2 separate regions of the Homo sapiens genome follow, and region 2 is linked to region 1. Evidence: chromatin contacts called from ENCODE Hi-C or POLR2A ChIA-PET data. All regions are on one chromosome and are shown on one strand. The core of a region is the stretch at or near the end of the contact, and the rest is flanking DNA. Distances in the headings are between cores, read along the strand shown.

Evidence for each region. Hi-C counts contacts between places; a loop is a spot of excess contacts on that map. ChIA-PET counts read pairs that join two places held with the same protein, here RNA polymerase II (POLR2A). Pooled maps may share reads with other maps.
Region 2: a pooled map shows a loop between it and region 1 (4-fold over the local background). The contact joins two enhancer-like sites. A Hi-C loop is called at or near these places in 1 of 168 maps with a recorded cell type or tissue (PC-3) and 7 of 50 pooled maps. POLR2A ChIA-PET finds 5 or more read pairs at or near these places in 1 of 52 experiments (AG04450).

Annotation. Positions count from the first base shown.
Region 1 is chr10:33,008,822-33,011,687 of GRCh38, forward strand. All of the region lies in intron 2 of ITGB1-DT (ITGB1 divergent transcript), which reads left to right. Among named protein-coding and RNA genes, the nearest start is that of ITGB1-DT, 28 kb to the left of the region's middle. Within about 2 kb of position 1,455, at least 10 of the 41 ENCODE cell types and tissues checked have a DNase peak (open chromatin) inside an H3K27ac peak, as active enhancers do; they include PC-3, where a contact is called at or near this core.
Region 2 is chr10:33,247,444-33,250,309 of GRCh38, forward strand. The region is part of intron 6 of NRP1 (neuropilin 1); the gene reads right to left. Among named protein-coding and RNA genes, the nearest start is that of NRP1, 86 kb to the right of the region's middle. Within about 2 kb of position 1,353, at least 6 of the 41 ENCODE cell types and tissues checked have a DNase peak (open chromatin) inside an H3K27ac peak, as active enhancers do; they include PC-3, where a contact is called at or near this core.

The DNA.
Region 1 (2,866 bases), core at 205-2,704:
GTATGAGCCACAGTGCTTAGTTTTTCCATATTGTGGCTCTCATTTTTCCAGCGGGATGCAGAGAAAGTAGTTCTTGTCTGTCACCTAGTGGACAAAAATGGATTTGCGCCTTGCCACTATGCTCTGGTAGCTAAACTTCAGAAACCGCATTGATTCAAATAAAGATTGTTGGATTCTATGAGATGATTCTACTTTCCGAGCTTCAGAGCTCCACAGGTTGAAAAAAAACAAGATGATATAATGCTGAAGACTTGTTGCAAAACAGAACAGGAGTTGATGCAAAATCAAGATGGGAAGAAAACCACACTTACAGAACCACGTAATAAATAGCTGTGCTTGGTGAGGGAATATTATTGTCATTCATATGAGTCAATTGCAATCAGAATACTATGTGGAGCAATGGCTTTAAATGGCCCCATCCTCCAATAAAGCAAAGCAAACAAGAACGTATTGCTGACTTTCAAATGAGCAGAAGTTCTTGTAATCCCCCTGCTAAAAAATTTAAATGAACTTTAACCCAACTCTTTCCCTTGTATCTAGTAAGTCATCTAGTCTTACCAGTTTTTTTCTTACTGCTACTAAGAGTGAGCAATAGATGCTTTTCCATATCAGTTTCCATCTTAGCTCTGACCAGACTACACACTGTCATTAGATTCATCTTCCTTAAACTTGTCACTATTTTTTGAAAATACCCTAGAACTCAATTTCCCTTTCTTTCCAAATACCTCCTCCATCTGATTTCACTGTTACTTTAATCCAGTGTCATCCTACCCTTACATTTTCATTTCCCTGGCCCATTGAAGAAGTGTTGCTCATTGCAGCCTTTGAGTCTTCAGATGGGGTCCTGTCCTTCCCTCCCTTTGCCAGATGAAGCCTTTTCATCCTGTAGGATCCAGCCCAGCTGTTGCCCCTCCATGTCACTCTCCCTTGTCTGAGTAATCCTATGAGGGTTATAGGTTATATTCTATAACTGTGTGCTTGTGCAAATACTTGTCAAATGGTTTACTATTGATACACAGGCTTCAGTCTCATCTTATCCAAAATCTATTGGGAAATATTCCAGGCCAGATACCATTTCTTATCCCTTTTCAAGCCCTCATCGGGGTCTACATGTTTGGGAGCACTGTGAGCTCAGTAAGATACTTGTCGATTGGTTTTCTTTATCAGCTCATAATTCTGCAAGGAAGATGGAGCTGGTATTGTAATTCCTGATTTACAAACGAGGACGCTGAAGCCCAGAGCATTTTCAAGACTTGTTCTTGGGAATGGCAGTGCCAGGACAGGAGCTCTGGGTATTTCCTCCTTGTCTAGTCCCCTTCCTGGTGCACCCCACGGTCATCATACTGATAGAGTGATGCACTAAGCCTGTATTTATTTTCAGATCGATTTCTAGATAACGAGCACAAGCTCATATTGTGAGGAGCAGCTAGACAACAGATGATAATCAGGGTGTGTGCTTATGCAGCCTGGGTGGCAATTTCAGTTCTTTCTGGGTGGCGATGCCACACTTTCAGCCCACACCCATTTGTCCTTTTTGAAAACCACAAACGAGTGCTTGGGCATGTATGACATTCTCCGGCACAGCCCTCTGCACTCATCCAAATACCTGAACTGGCTTGTTTACTCCTTTAAACCACAGTGGCTCCAACTGCTTCCTGCCCTCCTAGCCTGCTGGAAGGTCTCCTGTGGTTTTGGAGCTCACAGGCACATGAGGAATAATTAAAAACCACTGCCATGCGAAAGGGTGTTTTAACGAGTTGTCAGTGAATGACCGGAGTCGGGAAGAATTTCTAGGTAGTTCCTCCTCTGGCCACAGGATGGATTCATTTTCCATCTGGAATTGCACCATGAAGCCTCCTTGGATGCTTTTGTTCTTCCATGCCTGGCTTGGGCCCTGAGGCTTGGGTGTGCTGGGCAGGAGCACAGGGTAGTAAAATGAAAATATCATGTCTACACTCAGGGAGTTCAGAGGGATGGCCTTGATGAAATCAGTCCATTAAATACCTAGAAAATAGATGTTAACAAGATTGTTATGCAATGCTACTGATTTAGAATGATCGTGTGTATTAATCAAACAAAAGCAGTAGAGAGAGGCATAAATTGATTGTTTAAGGAAAATCTAAATGCATAGTTGTAACAAGTGACTTTTATTTTTTCTTTCTGCTTTGAGACAGGGTCTTGCTCTGTCGCCCAGGCTAGAGTACAGTGTCTCTATCACAGTTCACTGTAGCCTTTATCTCCTTGGCTCAGGTGATCCTCCTGCCTCAGCCTCCTGAGTAGCTGGGACTACAGGTGTGCACCACCACACCTGGTTGATTTTGTACTTTTTGTAGAGGTGGGAGTCTCACTTTGTTGTCCAGGCTTGTCTCAAACTCTTGGGCTCAAGCTAGCCTCCTGACTCGACCTCCCAAAGTGCTGGGATTATAAGCCAGCCAGAAATGACTTTTATAATTGCACCTAGAAGTGTCATGAAATGCAATATTAGTACTTCTATTTTATGATAATACTATTGACATATAAAGAAGATTGATTTTAAAATTTACAAGAAAAAAAAAACCCCATTAAAAAGTGGGCAAAGGACATGAACAGACACTCCTCAAAAGAAGACATACATACGGCAAAAACATATGAGAAAAAGCTCAACATCACTGATCATTAGAGAAACGCAAATTGAAACCACAATAAGATACCATCTCATGCCAGTCAGAGTGGCTATTATTACAAAGCAAAAAACTAACAAACAAACAAACAACAGATGCTGGCAAGATTGGAAAGAAAAAGGAATGCTTTTACATTATTGGTGGGAATGTAAATTATTTCAACCATTGTGGAAGACAGTGTGGTGATTCCTCAAAGACCTAGAGGC
Region 2 (2,866 bases), core at 103-2,602, 240 kb after region 1:
AAGCAACAACTCACCACTCTGGATGGGATGTTGGTGAAGTGTATGGATGGGAAACCTTGGAGGACTGAAGGAAGGACCCTGGGGCCGAGGGTGGCAAACCTGACTGTGTCTGACAGCCTCGTCTGTGGCCCATTAGGCCTGATGCCAGGATTAGTTATGTTTCTCCGAATAGCTGGCATGAGAGTATCTCTCCAGCATACCTCAGTCGCAAGAGCATGCAGTGAAAAACATAATCAGAGTGGCCAGAGAGCTTTGCAAGCCTCACCTGCACCCTGGCTGGGTGTCACATCCAGAGGCAAGTGGCAATGCACGCGCTGGCCACGGTTTGACTTCTCCTTCTGTGCCTGCTGTCTTGCTTCCTGAGTCTGAGGAAGGATATCCACGTCCATTGTGTAAGACCGTGATTTCTCACAAGTTATATCTTTCTCCGGAGTCAGGACTTTGGTGAACCATTTAACCCCACTGGGCCTCAGTTTTCTCATGTGAAGATGGGGGTAAAAATCTCTGGTCAACTGACCTCACTTTGTAAGACTAAAATAGGACGTATATAAAAAGTGCTTTTGGCCAGGCGTGGTGGCTCATGTCTGTAATCCCAGCACTTTGGGAGGCTGAGGCAAGCAGATCACTTGAGGCCATGAGTTCAAGACCAGCCTGGCCAACATGGGATGACACGCCATCTCTACTAAAAATACAAAAATTACCTGGGCTTGGTGGCACACGCCTGTAATCCCAGCTACTCAGGAGGCTGAGGCAGGAGAATCGCTTGAACCCAGGAGGTGGAGGTTGCAGCGAGCCAAGATCGTGCCACTGCACTCCAGCCTGGGCAACAGAGCGAGACTCTGTCTCAAGAAAAAAGTGCTTTTATAAGGGAAGAGCGCTATGGAAACATAAGATTTCGTTGTTAGAGTATGTGTCACAATTAATTTAAAAATCTTTCAAGCAACCCTAAAGGCCATTTAGATTGGACCAGTTTCTCATGTTGAACTTAGAAGAAGGGCATTTACTTTCTTTTGACACTATTGTCTCAAAGGACTAAACATGACTGTGTGTGTTTCAATTCCATTCAGCCCATCTCCCTACCACACTAAGGGCTTTCATTAATGGTCCTTCAGAGAGAAAATGGGGAAGACGTTAATATTATTTGAGAAATACATATAAGGCAAAAGGAAAACATGAAAACAAGCTTCTTCAGCAGGTTGGCTCCAGTCCTTCTCTTCTGGAACTTTCCTTCTTCTCATACCTGAGAATTAATATCTGCACTAGAAAATGGAGTGGAGAAAGAAGAGGCTCTTGCCTCAAGGGTTTGCTGATGTGGTCTTATAGGTACAGACTGTCTTCCTTTAGGTTTCCTTCTGTGTGACTAATCCACAAGAGGGCTGATTTACCAACCCAAACAGGATGTGGTTTAGAAGTCAACCATTCTCTGCTCCTCCAGAATAAGTGAAGGCATAAATACTCTAGTACCACAATTTTTTTCCACAAGAGAAAAAGTCCCCAAATTTGGAGAAGAGTAGTTTCAGCCCGAGTTGGTTTGTCAAGTAATTTAATTTCAAAAGTCACTAGGGAGTGTGGTAATCCTGGTGCTATTTTTGTTTCTTTGAACAACAAAGTTCATATCCCACCCAGGTATTATGTCTCTTGTTTTTTTTTTTTTTTTTTTTTTTTGTCTCCTGGCATTTTAATCAGAGAAAAGTCACAGTTATTTTGAGGAAAGCACTCCCAAGAGCTTTAATTAAAGCTGGAAGGATAAATCTGTTTACAGTGTGGTGAACACTATCATTAATAAAACATTGAAATAATTAACGAATTAAATTCTGCTTTGCGTGTCAATGGCTACGTTCAGGATCTTTGAGAACGTCTCCCTAGAAGATGCAGTACACTGTGTACTTAGTTTGCGGAAATGAAAAGGAAAAACTGAAACTGCATTTCTCTGAGATTCATAGATCACAGATTGAGAGAGCCTGAATGGAGTGAAGGCTACGTTATTTTTATTTTATAGGAAAAGAAACTCAGTTTCAATGAGCTTAATGGCCTGGGTTCTAATGATGTGCTTGAAGAGGAAGATTTTGATCGCACCACTGATACACGGAGTCTGTATTTTGCATCCTAGAATGATTAACCAGAAACAAAGAAAGGAAAAAGGTAAAATTAATAATAAGATCAGCAGCTCTGGGACACAGAATAAAGAATGGAATAATCTGGAAAAAAAGGCAGGGCAGGCAAATTTCATAGTGTGATTAACTCTGCCACTGACAATGAGGAAATTTTAGTAGCTCAGGATATGAAGTGGCTTTTTGAGCAGGATATGGCTGTGTGCAAACCTTCACATTGGGACTTCCTTCACGCTCCTTCTCACTAACAGGCTCCTTGACTTGTTTTTAAGCTTTCTGGCAGACAACGGATCTCACAGGAAGCTCCAATGTGGACGTTCATATCGACAGTTAATGATGCATTGTTTTTTTTTTTAATGCCACTCAGTAATTTCCTAGGGAAAACAATGGGAACCGAAGCTTGTTCCTGTCTTGATGGAAAGTCAGCTTCCAATATCGCCTTATTAATTTAACACATGCAAGTATTTGTGTACTTGTTGTTGCTACAGCAACTTGTTTTGTGAGGGCATATTTCATGCAAAATGTGAAAAAGCTGAAAAAGAAAACAAATGTCATCTGCATACTTATGTGCATATAAATAGAAATGTATGTGTGCTAAGGTTCTTGTGATTAGAGGTACGTGCCTCTTGCCCTCAGTATAAATTATGCTGTACTTGTTGGTTAATTTACAAAACATCTATCTAATGAAAACAACAAGCCAACCACTTCCAAGGAGTTTCAGAAAAGCTGGAAACACATGAAATTATTCATAATTA